Regions from separate parts of the Homo sapiens genome. Here region 1 is linked to region 2. Evidence: chromatin loops called from intact Hi-C (ENCODE). Cell type or tissue: endothelial cell of umbilical vein. All regions are shown on one strand. Each heading gives the region's core, and the rest is flanking DNA. Links, peaks and the distances in the headings are about the cores only.

Evidence for each region. A loop is a pair of places that touch in the nucleus more often than their neighbours do. Peaks named below come from ENCODE experiments on the same cell type or tissue, not always from the same donor. Only the 100,000 strongest peaks of a DNase experiment are listed, where the experiment ranks them.
Region 1: a loop joins it to region 2, with 13 times the contacts of the local background. A loop is called at or near these places in 1 of 110 quality-filtered maps.

What each region holds. Positions count from the first base shown.
Region 1 is chr14:69,897,497-69,905,649 of GRCh38, forward strand. The region is part of intron 1 of SMOC1 (SPARC related modular calcium binding 1); the gene reads left to right. Among named protein-coding and RNA genes, the nearest start is that of SMOC1, 22 kb to the left of the region's middle. In endothelial cell of umbilical vein, for the core only: no CTCF peak of the experiment used is centred there; DNase peaks (open chromatin) are centred at 3,825 and 4,315; H3K27ac peaks cover 310 bases.
Region 2 is chr14:69,994,912-70,003,064 of GRCh38, forward strand. All of the region lies in intron 7 of SMOC1 (SPARC related modular calcium binding 1), which reads left to right. Among named protein-coding and RNA genes, the nearest start is that of SNORD169, 21 kb to the left of the region's middle. In endothelial cell of umbilical vein, for the core only: no CTCF peak of the experiment used is centred there; DNase peaks (open chromatin) are centred at 3,130 and 4,550.

The sequences.
Region 1 (8,153 bases), core at 2,496-6,495, 96 kb before region 2:
TGCCAGTTGTGTTTTTAATTGAGCATTTTTAATGATTTCATTTTCTCTTTTCTTAGTGTAGCAATTATACTTAAAAAAAAAAAAACTTTTCGAAGTGGTTGCCCCAGAGTTTGCAATAAACATTTACAGCTAATCCAAGTCCTCTTTCAAGTAACACTGTACTACTTCATGGGTAGTGCAAATATCTTATAATAAAGTATTCCTAATTCCTCTCTCCCATCTCTTGTATCATGCTGTCATTTATTTAACTTATATGTAAGCTATACTCATGGACTACATTGTTGCTAATATTATTATTTTGAAAAAACTATTATCTGTTAAATTAATTGAGAATATAATAAATACAAGTTTTAATTTTGCCTCCACTTGTTCTTTCTCTAATGCTCTTTCTTTATGTAGATCTGAGTTTCTGAGCTATGTTTTTTTTCCTTCTCTCTGAATAACTTCTTTTAACATTTCTTACAAGGCAGGTCTACTGGCAACAAGTTTCCTCAGTTTTTATTTGCCTCAGAGTCTGTTTCTCTATCACTTTTAAAGGATAATTTTGCAAAATACGGAATTCTAGGTTGATGACTTTTCCCCTCAACATTTTAAGTATTTCACCACACTCTATTCTTCCTTGCATGGTTTCTGAGGATAAGTTGGATATAATTCTTATCTTTGCTCTTCTATACATAAGGTGTATTTTCCTTTGGCTTCTTTCAAGATTTTTTTCTTTATCTTTGATTTTTTTTGCAGTTTGAATATGATATGACTAGGGTTTTTGTTTTTTGCAATTACCTGGCTTAGTGTTCTCTCTGAGCTTTCTGGATCTGTGGTCTGGTGTCTGGCATGAATTTTGGGGAAATTCTCAGTCACTATTGCTTCAAATAATTCTTCTGTTTCTTCCTTTCTTCTCCTTTTAGTATTCCCATTATACATGTTATACCTTTCATGGTTTTCCCAAAGTTCTTGTATATTCAATTCTGTTTTTTTTTTCCAGTCTTTTTTCTCTTTGCTTTTCAGTTTTGGAAGTTTCTATTGCCATATCCTCAAGCTCAGAGATTCTTTCCTCTGCCATGTCCAGTCTACTAATGAGCCCATCAAAGGAATTCTTCATTTCTTTTATAGTGTTTTTGATCTCTTGCGTTTCTTTTTGATTATTTCTCAGAATTTCCATTTCTCTGTTTATATTACCTATCTGTTCTTGTATGTTGTTTACGTTTTCCATTAGAGCCCTTAGCATATTAATCATAGTTTTAAAAAAATTCCTGATCTAATAATTCCAACATCTCAGCCATGTTTGTCTGCTACTCATGCTTGCTCTATCTCTTCAAACTGTGTGTTTTGTTTGTTTGTTTGCCTTCTAGTATGCCTTGTAATTTTTTGTTGAAAGCCAGCCATGACGTATTGGGCAAAAGGACTTGTGGTAAATAGGCCTTTAGTGATGTGGTGGTAAGATGTGGGGGGAGGAGAAGCATTCTATAGTCCTATGATTAGGTCTCAGTTTTTTGGTGAGCCTGTGCCCTTGGGCTGTGAACTTCGTAAGTGCTTCTCAGTGTTTCCCCCTACCTTAGGTGGAGCATGATGGCTAGGGTGGGCTGGAGTTTATTTCCCTTCTCCCAGGTAGGTTAGTCTCTGATAAAATCCCAACAGATTAGGCTCTGGTAAAATAGTTTCTCCTGATGGCAAAGGCCTTGTTACGGGAACAGAATGCTTTGCTGTGGTTCAAAATGGCTGCCTTCTCCCTCTTCTGCCGGAAGGGTTGGGATCTGTGTCTCTACCCGAGTTTCATGTTCAATTGTAATCCCCAGTGTTGGAGGTGGGGCCTGGTGGGAGGTGATTGGATCATAGGGTTGGATCCTTCATGAATGATTTAGCATCATCCTTTTGGTACTATTCTCGTGACAGAGTTCTCATGAGATCTGGTTGTTTAAAAGTGTGTGGCACCTTCCCCCTCTGGCTCTCTTCCTTCTGTTCCAACTTTGTAAGATGTTCCTGCTTCCCTTATGCCTTCCGCTATGATTGTAAGTTTTCTGAGGCCTCCCCAGAAGTAGACACCACTATACTTCCTGTAGAACTATGAGCCAACTAAACATTTTTCTTCATGAATTGTCCAATCCCCAGGCATTTCCTTATAGCAATGTGAGAACGGACTAATACAAATGGCAAGGAGATTTTTCTTTGATATTCACTGTGAGAACCAGGTAGGGCTCCTGGAGGTAAAACTCACTAAAATGTGGAAGTCCCCCTAAGTCTAGGTGCCCTTGCAGTTTTTGACCCTCAGACTTATTCCTCCTGAGCCTCTGGCAGGTTGTCAGTTACAGTTTAGGCTTTCCTACCTAAACTGTTGAGGTTTAGATACCGGTTTAGGTTTTCTTACCATACTGGTTCCTGTGGAGATTTCTGCCCTGGTAAGCTGTGATTCTCTGTATCTGCCTGTCTGTCCAATTTTGGGGGCAGTGGTTTGCCATGTGAAATGAGAATTGTTGATTTTCAGTTTGTTCAGCTTTTTACTTGTTGTTAGGATGGACTGGAGGCTACCAAGCTTCTTACATACTCGCCATACCCATTTCTATTCACTCCAGACACACACAAACAGAGTGTGCTCAGTGGTGGATTATGGAAACTTTTTCACAGTTCCTGCTCATGTGGCTGTGCTTTGCTAAAGTTGTCAATGCAGAGGGAGGCCTAGGAAGAGAGGAGGAAGGCCCACCTGTGCCTCCTAGAGCCAGCCATGTGGGAAGCAGCCACCCAACTACCTAGTCCTTATGGGATGTGGCTGAGGGTAGGGAGTGTGTGTGCCATTTATTTCATGTTGAAACTCCTAGCAAAGAACCCGGCACAGCGCTAGTGTTTTCTGCTATTCAAATCAACACGTTCTACAAAAATTTATTGAGCTACTGCTATGTGCCAGCTAGTGTTCTAGGCACTGGGAAACAAAATACAACAGGGAACGAGATAGTCCCTCGTTTATGGAGCAGTACATAATGGACAGCACTTATAACACTTATCTGGCTCTTCTTATGTGCCGGGTACTTTTCTAAGCCCCTTTGCACATACTAATCCATCTTATTCTGATGACAAAGACATTATTATCATCCCATTTTACAGAGGAGAAAACTGAGACACACAGAGATTCATTGACCTGAGATGCTTACTTCAGGCAGCAGGGTGTTTACTCACAGCTTAATAATGTGCTGGAAGGTGTCAAGAAAACAAACATGTTCTTGCCTATCCCCAACACCCAAAGGCTCTCCTGTTGTGTTAATTATGAGAAACCTGATAACCAGGCATTCCCTATTGCTAAAACAAGGTGAATTGCACTTCTCCATCATTGTGCTTGCCACAGCTGATTAAACTCATGGCCACATGCCACAATGGCCTGGTCTAGCATGACCTTTAGTCATGCCAGCCTGTAACTGGCCATTATTAGCAAAATCTTATCCTCTTCTTCGAGGACAGATTTTTCTTACCCTCTTCTTGTTTTTGGGTTGGAGCTGCTCCTTTACTGACATGAAATTGGGAATCTCAACTGGGCAGCTGCAGTTCTAAAAAGATGATGTCCAATTCCATGGAAGACCAAGTCTTAAGGGTCACATGCAACTGCTATACCATGTGATGAAATTTAAAATGAGAGATATCTTTTCTCAGCTCCTTCTCCCATACTCAGGAGATGTCCAGGAAGATGAAGAGAAGTGCTATAGCATAAATTAGTAATAGTCCATGAGGGTCCAAAGAGAAGGGCTGCTTGAATTGTTAAGGTACATTTGCCCTCTGACCATCTTTGTTCAGGGCCTGAAGCACAGCTCTAACCAGGAGGTGCATTTTGACTCATTTCCTCACTCCTTTGTTCAGCCTTTGACTCATTCATTCACTTGTTGTGGATATCCTAATTTCTGCAGTTTAAACTGTAAATATTCTTGGGGATGGAACTATCTGAGGTGGTCTGGGAATTATTAATTTACTGATGGCACACATCTTCACATTGTCCCTCAGCCTTCATGTAGTTCTGGCCCAGTTGCTTCTAAGATTTTATGAGTTGGCCTATAATGGGGCTGTGGAAAGTAAGGGGGATGTTGTGTTTGCATCTGTTCCAGAAAAAAACTCTGAGTTAAAAGTATTCTGATTCCTATTAGGGTAGGACATCTTAGGGAGGAATTTGACAAATGTCTGAGAAAGAATATCTTTTGCCAGATTGAAGAATTGTGCAAGTGCATATTGCAAAAGGCTTTGTCCTATGTCTTTGTTTTTCAAATGCACAAGAAGCTGTTCAGTGGTGCACACACCACCCCGCTGGGAAACAGGGACTTGTCAGCTGGCAAAATTCCATGATGCATTGGGAGAGGGAAATTCAGTGCATTCTTTGGTGGCTCTTTGCCTTGTCACCATCTTGAGATGCCTATTGTAGGAAACATCTGTTGTTTTGGTCTGCCCAGCCTCTACTCTGTCTTTTCTGGCAATAGAATCTCTACTTTCCTTTGGGGAACACCGTCCCTCACTCTACTCTTCATAACTTGAGTGGACTGATCCCACCTCCCAGTTCTAGGGTGAATGCATGACCCAGGCCTGATCAGTGTATGCCCTCCTCTGGTTTAGGAATGGTCATGTGACTTATGCTGGACCAGTGGATTCAATTTGGAGACTTTTTATTGAAACTCTGGAGAAAGACAAGCCCTGGGGTTTGTATGCTCTAAAGATGTAGGCCTGTAGTCATTGGTAGTTATTTGGTCACTATGAAGGAAAAGCTTGCTTCAAAATAAATCCAACACAGAGCAAAAGAAAGCTGAGAGAGGAAAGAGACAGGTTTCTTATAATATATTGTGAACACCTGGATCCCACTCTGCTAAAAGCTTCCTTAAATCTCTTGTTTGTATGAGCCAGTAGCTTCCTACGGTAGATTAAATATAGCCACAGTTTCTTTGTGGCTCCTTTCATTAAGAGATGGGGTCTATTTCCACACCTTTTGAATCTGGGCTGGCCTTGTGACTTGCCTGGACTCTTGAAGGTGGTGGGAGTGACACTGTGTGAGTTGTGGAGACTAGGCCTTGGGGTCCTTGCAGCTTCTGCCTTCACCCTGTGGGACCTCTGCCCTGAGACCACCCTTTAAGAAAACCATCTAGCCCTCTCCCTCTCCCTCTCCCCACGGTCTCCCTCTCCCTCTCTTTCCACGGTCTCCCTCTGATGCCGAGCCGAAGCTGGACTGTACTGCCGCCATCTCTGCTCACTGCAACCTCCCTGCCTGATTCTCCTGCCTCAGCCTGCCGAGTGCCTGCGATTGCAGGCGCGCGCCGCCACGCCTGACTGGTTTTCGTATTTTTTTTGGTGGAGACGGGGTTTCGCTGTGTTGGCCGGGCTGGTCTCCAGCTCCTAACTGCGAGTGATCTGCCAGCCTCGGCCTCCCAAGGTGCCGGGATTGCAGACGGAGTCTCGTTCACTCAGTGCTCAGTGTTGCCTAGGCTGGAGTGCAGTGGCGTGATCTCGGCTCGCTGCAACCTCCACCTCCCAGCCGCCTGCCTTGGCCTCCCAAAGTGCCTAGATTGCAGCCTCTGCCCAGCCGCCACCCCGTCTGGGAAGTGAGGAGCGTCTCTGCCTGGCCGCCCATCATCTGGGATGTGAGGAGCCCCTCTGCCCGGCTGCCCAGTCTGGGAAGTGAGGACCGCCTCTTCCTGGCCGCCATCCCGTCTAGGAAGTCAGGAGCGTCTCTGCCCGGCCACCCATCGTCTGAGATGTGGGGAGCCCCTCTGCCCCGCCGCCCCGTCTGGGATGTGAGGAGCGCCTCTGCCCAGCCGCGACCCCCTCTGGGAGGTGAGAAGCGTCTCTGCCCGGCTGCCCCGTCTGAGAACTGAGGAGCCCCTCCGCCCGGCAGCCGCTCCGTCTGAGAAGTGAGGAGCCCCTCGGCCCGGCCGCCACCCCGTCTGGGAGGTGTACCCAACAGCTCATTGAGAACGGGCCATGATGACGATGGCGGTTTTGTCGAATAGAAAAGGGGGAAATGTGGGGAAAAGATAGAGAAATCAGATTGTTGCTGTGTCTGTGTAGAAAGAAGTAGACATAGGAGACTCCATTTTGTTCTGTACTAAGAAAAATTCCTCTGCCTTGGGATGCTGTTGATCTACGACCTTACCCCCAACCCGGTGCTCTCTGAAACATGTGCTGTGTCCAGTCAGGGTTAAATGGATTAAGGGCGGTGCAAGATGTGCTTTGTTAAACAGATGCTTGAAGGCAGCATGCTCGTTAATAGTCATCACCACTCCCTAACCTCAAGTACCCAGGGACACAAACACTGCGGAAGGCCCCAGGGTCCTCTGCCTAGGAAAACCAGAGACCTTTGTTCACTTGTTTATCTGCTTACCTTCCCTCCACTATTGTCCTATGACCCTGCCAAATCCCCCTCTGCAAGAAACACCCAAGAATGATCAATTAAAAAAAAAAAAAAAAGAAAGAAAACCATCTAACCTACTGGAGGAGGAGAGGTCACGTGGAGCAGAACCGAAGTCCCCTAGCTGCCCCACATGTCAGTGAGGTCGTCTCGGACCTCAGCCTTGCTGACCTTCCAGCTGAATGCAGCTGCACTGGGGGGCCCAGGTGAAACCAGCAGGTGGATGGCCCCATCAGCCCACAGAATCAGAGTTGTTATTTTAAGCCACAAGGTCTTGGGGGTGGCTCATTATACATTAATAAATTCGCTGATAAATTTTTTATTTGCTTGAGTCCATTTGATTTTATTTTCTGTCATTCACAACAGAGAGTCAGGACTGATACACTTCTGTAATGAACTAAACCTTATCAGAAATGTACCTCTGTGGAACTTCTTCCCACCTATGAGTGAAACCAGCTGCCTTGATCTGGAGCTTCACTTGCCAAGCATGCATGCATGTGTGAATTCTCTTGCTGGTGGGATCTAGTTCTTGCTCATGTTTGTGTAACTTATCTGAACAATGGTGCCACTGTCTCCGAAGGGGTGGATTTCTCCAGCACATGCCCTTAAGGGAAGACCTTTCAACAGATCCTTCTCTACTGGTCACTTATGGGGTTTAGCACTTGGCATTCCTCAGCCTTGTTGTAGCTCCTCTTCATAGGCTCTCACACATGTGACTTCTGGGGTTACTGATCTGTCCTGAAAATGCCCAGGAGAGGTGAAGCATCAGCTACTTGAGACTAAGAAAAGTAGTAGAGGCAGTGCAATAGCATGGGCCCTGGAGTCAGACCTTCGTGGGCTCAAAGGCTGGCTCTGCCACCTGCTGCTGAGTGCCTTGTGCTCATCATGGAGCCTGTCTGAAACTCGGTCTCATAGGTGAAATGGGAGGTAATCATACTTCCTTCATGGGGTTGTGGTGACCAAAACATGAGGAGATGCCTCCCATGCAGTGTTGGTAGCCCAGATTTAGCAGCGATCCTTCAACATTGTTCCTCTTGAAGGTGGCAGGATATCACAGAACACCATCCCACCACTGCCCATCATGTTTATTTCATTCTTAACACTAGACAGAATCATGTCTTGTTTGATGTGTTATCAAGTTTGTAACGGGTTGCCTGTAATGAAGGGGGTGTTTTCTGATAGCATTCCTTTCAAATACAGACTCATATCGTGATGGTGGTCAGAATGGTGATGATAATACAAACAAATGATAACATCATGTGAAAATGTTATGTGTAAGAACAATATGATGATGGGAAGAGGTGCTATGGCAACACATAGGACATAGGGGCTGAGAGTCTTCTGAAGGCAGAGTCAAAGCAGTCCCGCCTGATGTAGGTATTTGACACCTAGCAGGAATTTCTAAGGCAGGAGTTGGAGAGGAACGTCCAAGCAGAGGGAACGCATGTGCAAAGGCATAGAAGTATGAGAAAGTATGTTCTAGAGACTGCAAGAAGTTCAGGATGCTGTGATGTAGGTTGATTGTGAGGGAATAGAAGGAGGGTAGCTGCAAAGGGAGGTGGTGACCCATCATGAGGGACAAGGCACCTACACACAAAGGAACGTCAACTTGGTGCTGTAGGCAGTGGGCATCATTACAGAATTTTAAGCAGGAGAGTAACATGAATAATGTTTTAGAAAGATCAAGCAGTGAGTAGTTTGGAGGGGGTGCAAGACTCCAGGCTGGGAGACCACTTATGAATTAATTACAAAAACCCACCTAGAGACCATGCGCATCTGAGTTAAGGTCAAT
Region 2 (8,153 bases), core at 1,360-5,359:
TTTGAGCACTGGCTGAACCCTCTGTAGAAAGTGATAATTTTTGAGGGGTGATCATATTTGTAGGATTTTTTTGTAGACTCTATTTAATAACAATAAAGACCAGAGTCAGTAAAGTCTATTTACTATCAATAAAGACTGAATGTTCATCAACAGGAAAATGTGTTCACAAGCGAAATCTGTATCTCTATCAAGGAGGATCATCTTTTCAACCGAAGACTTCATTATGCGAAATACCACTCTGCATAATTTATGCCTGGTTGTTGAATTTAGCCCTATCTTCTTTTCCTTATAGGTGGCAAGACTATGAACAAAAGATATATGACTTTGAACCAGCAGGCAGAATTTTACATGACAATCAATTAATGAGTGTCCTGTCATTGGTCCCCTTTAAGTTGACCTGTTCACCAGCTCTGTCCTAATGGTGGCGATGTGGCATTAGAATGCAAGGAATTATATAGACCAGGAGGTGAATTCACACGCCATCAGTTGAGTTCCTCTGTGACTTGGGCTGGTCATTGCCTTTTCATGTGTCTGTTCACTGATAAAAGTTGGAGATATGGGATGGTGGAGTGAAAGGAGACTGTGAACCCCCTTGGGTCAGTCTTTGACAGAATAGTGCAGTGGTTAAAGCACAGGCTTTGGAATTAGTGAAACCTGGGTTCACATTGTAGCTCCAACACTTAGTGACCCCAGTCAAGTCACATAATTCCTTTGAGCCTCAATTCTCATTCACAAAATGGGAATCACAATCTCTCCCTCAAAGGACTATGGTTAAAAGTTAACTAAGATAATGTCTATATGGCACTCAACTGATGCCTGGCTAACTGATAAATTGTAAGTACATATATTTATTATTATCATTATTATTGGTATGAATAACGGGAATAGTAATGATGGTGCTTATTTTGAAAATTCTTCAATCAGAAAGAATTTATGATTGTCACCTTAAGCAAAGGCATCTATTAGGCTTCTTCTTAGGACCCCCTCTATTCCCCTTTCCCTGTTAGGCAAATATAAATCAAATAGAAGTGGTTTTGGTGCCTGTAGTACCTGGTGCCGGAAGTAACATTTGCAACTGGTCTCCTAGTCCCTGAGGCCCTGGAAGGTCTGCAAGACCCCCATGAGTTAATTCTCATTCTGTGACCAAGTGGAAGATACGAAGGTGAGCTCTGAATTATAACATACAGCACTTTTTTGGCTGAAACACTCACTTGGCCCTTAACAATTGTTTCCTTGAATTTCTTTTTCACTTACCCATGCATTTGATTGCTTTGGGGAACGATGGAGGAGAAAAGATCATCATCATCATCATCAAAATTAGAATAGCACTGTCATAATAGCTACTTTGTTATCAGGTCCTGTGGAACTTTACATTTGTGTCATCTCACTTGAGCTTCCCCATAACCCTATGAGATAGCTATTGTTCTTGTCTCCATCTTGCAGATGAAGAGTCAGAGGCTGAGACAGAGGAAGTAACTTGTCCTGAGTCATAGCTAGGGAGTGGTTGGGCTGGAGAAAACTAGTTATCCTTGGGAATAGAATGCCTGTCTTCTTGGGCTGTATTCTCTGCATGTAGTAAAGTGGTGAGGTCAAAGTCAGTTGATAATCTTTGCTTCCGCTGAAGTTCTTCTGCTTTCATTCCTACTCTCCAATTAGATGAGAATAGGGTCATGTTGAGAAATGGATTCTGGGCAGGTCCATCCACTTTCCTTTTGTTGGGGTGGCCTGGCCACGTTTATTTTTCTCTGGCTGACCCCAGTTATATCTGTAAGGTTCGTGTATATGACAGGATAGTTGGGAGAGACCTAACAGTTCTCTGGGAGAAACTGAGACCAGGGCTAACTGTTAGAGATTGATAACTTAGGAATCTCCTACTCAACTGAGACTTTTTCCATCTTGATCAACTGGTAATATTGACTGAATGCCTATCAATCTCTTTGATATAATTATGTATAAAATATATGGTGCCACAAAGGCCTGTAACAGGGGTTGTCAAATGGTCTCTTGCCTTCTTTTGAAAATAAAGTTGGGTTGGATCACAGCCACAGCCATATATTTGTGTAGTGTCTGTGACCATTTTCATCTAAATAGTAGAGTGGAATAGTTGTGACAGACCCTGTATGGCCTGCAAAGCCTAAAATATTTATTATCTGACCCTTTACAGAAAAGCTTTCTGGCTTCTGGCATATATGATTGAAATAGAAGCATTTGGATGGGAGTGTGTGTATGGGGATGTCTTACTTAAGTTTTCTGGCCCCTCTCATAGTCCAGGCAGGAGGATGCTCCCTGACATGCCCAGGTAAGCCTGCATCAGCACAGGAGCTCTGAGGCAGCTCACAAGGCTCTTCACCATCTCACACATACCTTTTCCAAGCTTTAATGTCCGGTTCTGGTGCATGCTCCCACAAACGGGTTGCCAAAAAAGCATCTTGATGTTTGGCTTTCTTAGGTAGTGGATAGGGAGTCTTTTGCATGTAGCGGAGATAAACCATGTAATGGCAAAAGCATGGGCTTTGGTGTCAGACAAACCTATAACCTGGTTTCCAATGCTAGCTTCCTACTGAGAGGTTTGGTGAGCTTGGGAAAGTTAATTAACTTCCCTGAGTCTTGATTTCCTTATATGTAAAACAAAGTTTTAGTGCCTTGCAGGATTTCTTTGTGAGGACTCAAGAGCATCTGTGTAATGCCTGGCACATAGTAGGTATACCATAAATGATTTTTTAAACCCAACAAAACACTGGTGACTCTTGGTGGAATATCTTTATGTCTTTTGCTAGCCACTTGTCACATGTTATCATATTTGGTTTAATGAGAAGTCAGATATACCTTAATGATAACTTATGTCTGGATATTTGGCTCTGGTAGGGACTGGAGCCTTTTGGCCAAACACCTGAGACAGTTTTTCATTAGAGTTTGATGGATGATCCTGGGTTCAGGTGTGCTTCAGCCTGCATCCCCGGGGAGGTTGCCATGGGACTCCGTGAAGCCCATCGGGGTGAGAGCTCTTCTTCTCAGCTGTCTCTCAGAGGCAAAAAGGCTATCCCAGTTTCTTTTACACCCCACACATCCTTTTTTCACACTCAGACCCTGTGACGCCAGGTTTGTTTTCTGGCCTGGGGATTGTTGATGTTGGAAAGGTTCCACTGGGCAGCTGAAGTTTTGCAATAACATGACACATATGCCTACAGACTCTCCTAGTCTCCCTCTCTGCTCCTGGAAGTTTTGGCCCTTGTTTTTAAGGCTTTGTCATGTGTTCACTATAGTCAGTGTCGCCTTTTGAGTAATTGGCAGGTTCAGCATTGACAGATTTGCTTCTTTGCTCTTCTCTTCAGTTCTCGCCTCCATTGAACCTCTCCTCCATTGCATCTCCAGTGCACCAGGAATTCCTTTTGCATTCAGGAAGACAATGTACCTGGCCAGCTAATACGCTAGAACTTGAGAACAGCATCTTCCCATAGATGAGTGTTGGATGGAGCCTCTGTTCTGCTTTTATAAGGAAATATGAACTCTTGCTAAGTTTTTTTTTTTTTTAAATCAGGGGTTGGCTACCAAGGCATTTCTTAATATACCTAGTGTTTAAAATATTTTTTAACCATCTATATGTTACAGAAGATAAAGATATGAAATAAGTGACAAGAATTAGGTTTCATCTAATTCTTCACCTCATCTTCTCATGTTTCTAATTTGACTATGTGCAGGCACTTTCCTATGGCTCTGATTTACATCTTTGTTTCTATATGACGAACTTCCACCCTTTCTCTTCTGGGCAAGTATAATCTCTCAGGAAATATCTTCATGCACTTCTCTGTGCAGCAAAGTAATGCTCCCAAGGCCCACCACTCATTTCCTTCTGCCCTGGGGGCTTGACTCTGTGGCCTCAAGTGGAGTAGAGAGGTGTGACTTCCCTCTTTGTTTTGTCATCTCTTTCTTTCCTTTGTCCCTGTTTTTTTCCAGTTAACTTCTTCCATGATCTGATCAAGGGCCTCAAGGAGGCCCTAGACCCTGGCCCTGTGAGTTAAATCTGAAAGGGCCATGCCTTTCCTCCCTTGCCTCTTAGACCCACAGCGCTCCCTTCTCTACATCATTGAATGGAGCAGCTCATGGTGACTCTGCTCCCTGGAGATACAGCCATCAGCACAGACATAAGGTGGAAATGCATTTCTTTTAAGTTTTACCATGAAAGTGACACCCTGGCCTCCTCGTGCATGACTGTGACTGTGTTTTCTCATGTCACCTTACCTGTCACAGGTAAGCTGTTCACAGTATCAGAGTGCTGCTCTTCTAGGCCTGCTTCAGGCCATTTGGCCACGTCTTGGATTGCTTCTTCCTCACCCAGGAAGTTCCTGCTGGGATAGCTGCTATGACTGGGACTTGGGGTCACTGAGGCAACTGCACCTCCTGGCTGGATTCCCCACCCCCCAAGCCAGCACTCTTGGCCCGCCTAGAAACCACCGGCTGATGTAATGACTTGAGGCCTGGAAAAATAAACAGCTCGCAGGGAAACCAGCGGTAGCCGTCGTAAGCAAATACCCCATGGCCACCTGGAATCTCGCACATGACGTGATTGGGAGGAAGAATGAGTAATCCACTAACGTTAGCAGCCGAGGATGGGTCTGGGCTTGTGTGCATTTAAAATATCTATATAAAAATACACCCTGGATATTTATTTCCATAACTGGCCTTCTGGATGTCTGCCCATCTCTCTGATGCAGGTGCCTTGGTCAATCATGGCCAGTAGAATTGAGCTGGGGATGGGGGATGGGTGGTCATCCCTATGGCTTTCTCCATGGCAACAAAGGCCTTTTTCTTTCTTAAAATTTCCCTTTGCGGAGAGAAGCAATAAACACACTTGGAGGCCCCATGAAGCCTAGCCGCACAGTCCATTTTTACCTTGTTTTAAAATTAGCTTTCCTGGTCGCCTTGCTCCTTTGCCCCATGTTGTCTGCTTGGAACACAAAGGTGTGGGAGGGTGGAGGGATGTGCTGCAGGACACAGCACTGGGATGACGTGCTGCACCAGCAAGGGTTCTGTTTCTGTTTCTGGAGGTGAGTGTGTCTGCTTTTTAATGTTAGATAGCAAAACTACGTGCCCTGGTATTTTCCTTTTGGCCTCTGCTGCTAAGACACTGAAATTGAAGATCTTGCCCAGGTATTGTCATTGGCTCATTCCAATTTTCTGGAAGTCAACTACAGTCTCTGCTTAGATCTGAGCATCCTTGTTCTGTGTTTATTTGTAAAGTGGCTTTGGAAGTAGACGGGGTCTACATCTCATAAACACACTCACACAGGCAACACTCATGTTTTGGGGAGTAAAGAGTGAAGTTGTGATACTTTATTTTGATAAATTTAAATAGCTTTTCCATCTTCCACCTTTGTCTGTGCCTTCTCCTCCCTTTCTGTCTAAATTTTTATTTGCTAGAACTTGCTCTTAAAAGTACGGAGACTGTCAGTTTAAGGCCAATGAAAGTACAGAGACTGTCAGGTTAAAGCCAATGAAGTTACTGAGAAAAACTAGAAAAAAGGCAGCTTGCTATTTCTCAGTACTTGTCATTGCAAAGATACTGTGAAGTATTTCATATTCTTTTTGGTGGAAGGGTCATATCTGCTCACTTAATGCCATGAGTCAATAGAGATGGGAACTTTTCTAAAATTTGAGCGGGTGCGAGTCAGTGATGCCTTGGGGGAAAAGTTAAAAAGAAAAATGCCTCCATGCTATATTGGGACAATCCATCCTGGAAGAAATATCCTCTGTAGAATTTCGATCTTGTTCTTCCCTGCCCTGTAGGAACTCAGTCTCTGCGTGGGAAGGAAGCGGTCACCACTTCAGACCATGGTGAGCCATGCATGACCATTTTGGGTTACACAGAGAGAAACTATTTAGACAGGCTGGTTGGTTTGTAATTTTCCCTTACACCTCCTCACCCATGACACTTCATCCCAGCAGCATGCCCTACTTACAGTGCCAACTGTAAACATCCCTGTGAGGAGGTGGCCTCGGCCAACGTCAGGGATATGGGGTGGACGGTGTTACTTTTGTGCTGAAGATGGGATCTCCGAGACATAGCAGGTTAGGTGTGGCTCACAGGCCACATAGCAGGGCTGTGGAAAGAGGTATGAGGTACGAGGGAGAACCTGAGAGCACCGAGCAGCCTTCCCCTTAACCCAGCCCCTTCCTGGTGCTCTGTTCCACTGGGACTTGGGAAGCTAAGTTTGGATCTGGCCCCTGAGTCACTGGGAAGTGCACCTGATTTTGTTTAATTGTAAGACTGTGGGCCGTTAGAGTGAGAAGGGCCTGAGAGTCATCTAGCATTGCCGCTTAGTTTTAAATGAGAAAACAGGAGCCCAGACTTGCTAAGGGCCTTGTCCAAGGTCATAGATCCATCAAGAACTATCATGTGCTAAGGCCTCTGTTTGCCACTGAGGGGTCAAAGGATGAAATACAAGGAACATTTAAGGCAGGAGCTGACCACTGGGCAGTGGTGCACCAAAGGGATGGGGGGTGATGGTGTGGTCCATACCAGTGGGGAGGAGTATTTTATCACTGACATTGTTTTGAATTGCTGGCATAGTGATTATAAAAAGCAGATAGACTCTTAGCTATATGTGCATATTTTTTTTAGTTTACCTACAGACCTAATACCCCTTTATTGCCTGCCTCTGGAGCATACTGCTCCATTCCCCTGCCCTTGGTCAGCTACTGGAGTCCTGTTGAGGAGACGGGTCATTCACAGGGATAGGGCAGGAAGACCATGTTTGCTCCACAATGCTACCTTAGACAAGCTAATAGGAATAGTAGCTACCATTTAGCAACTTACTGTGCCACCAGGTTTAATGTTTTTCACACACGATTGCATTTAATCTTCACAATGACCCTGTGAGGCATGTGCAAGAGTTACCTTACTTTTACACGTAAGGAACCTGAACTGGCCAAGGTCACAGAGAAAACAAGGGGTAGAGCCTGAATCATTGACCACAAAGCCCATGCTCTTGACTGCCTATATTGCCTCTATTCCAACTGTTGCTGACTTCAGAACCTCCTAACATGCCAGACCCTTCGATAGGAGTATGCAGGAGGAGTGATAGGCACTTACTACTGCTTTTAGCCTTGCCAAGGAAGCCCTAGTATTCCCTCATCCCCTACCTCTAGTTCCCTCTGACCGCCCTGAGTTCTCTCTGGCAGTTGAGCTTTTAGACCATCCTCACATCTCCATCTGGGCTGGAGCTGGAGACAGTTCTTCTCTTGGCCAGTGAGTTAATTAGAAAGGTGCTCCCTCCAGGGGGTCCTCCCGGGTCCCTTTGTAGGTTACAATTGAGGGATGATGTTAGATTTTTGCTTTCTTTTGCTGCCTATTCTGTGGGGGAAAGGGCTTTTTAGCTTAAAGGGGATGGAAAAACCCATGCCAACAGAAGTGTGACTTTAATTCGTGCAAATTCTGTTTCTATTCTCCCCATACCCTCCCTCTACCTGATACAAACCTGAGCACAATTTCGGTGGCTGACTTTGTTCTGTTTGCCAGCGATGTTTGCTTTTTCCTTGCCCTGGTAGAGCCTTTCCTTTTCTGGGCCAGTTGTCTACCCTCTATTTGGAAAGGAGCCCTGAGCAATGGTTCTGTGGGCTCTCCCCCTCATCAGGGGCTCCCAGAGCCCCTGCATAACTCTGAGTCACATAGATGTTGAGAAATTGGGAATTGGGAATTGGCGATGGCCAAGTGGCACTGAGTGGTGTGCGTGATGGAAAGCCATGGTAGCAGGGCAGAGTCGGCCCAGCAAATGGTGCTTGGAAAAATGATCCTCTGGGGGCCACTTAGCCCCTCCTGTGAAAAAGTGCAAAGTCCACAAGTAAGAAAAATAACCTGTTCACATAGTTGGCTTGAAACCATAGGTGCTAAAACCCCCTGTGGCTAAATAAACAGCAAGGGCCTGCTCAGTGATGTCCCATAAATCATGGAGTGCAGCAACCCTTCCCTGGGGCACCACATCTAGTCCCTGTGCTAATCCTTCTGAAACAGCAAAGTCAGTTCCTTACAACCTGGTCCTATCTTTCTCTCTTTTACTCCTGCAGTGCCTTCCTCTGCCAAATTCTCAGCCACCCTACAGTTCTGGAACACTCCCGACACCACACTCTCACATGCTCGCACGCTGACCTAGAGAATC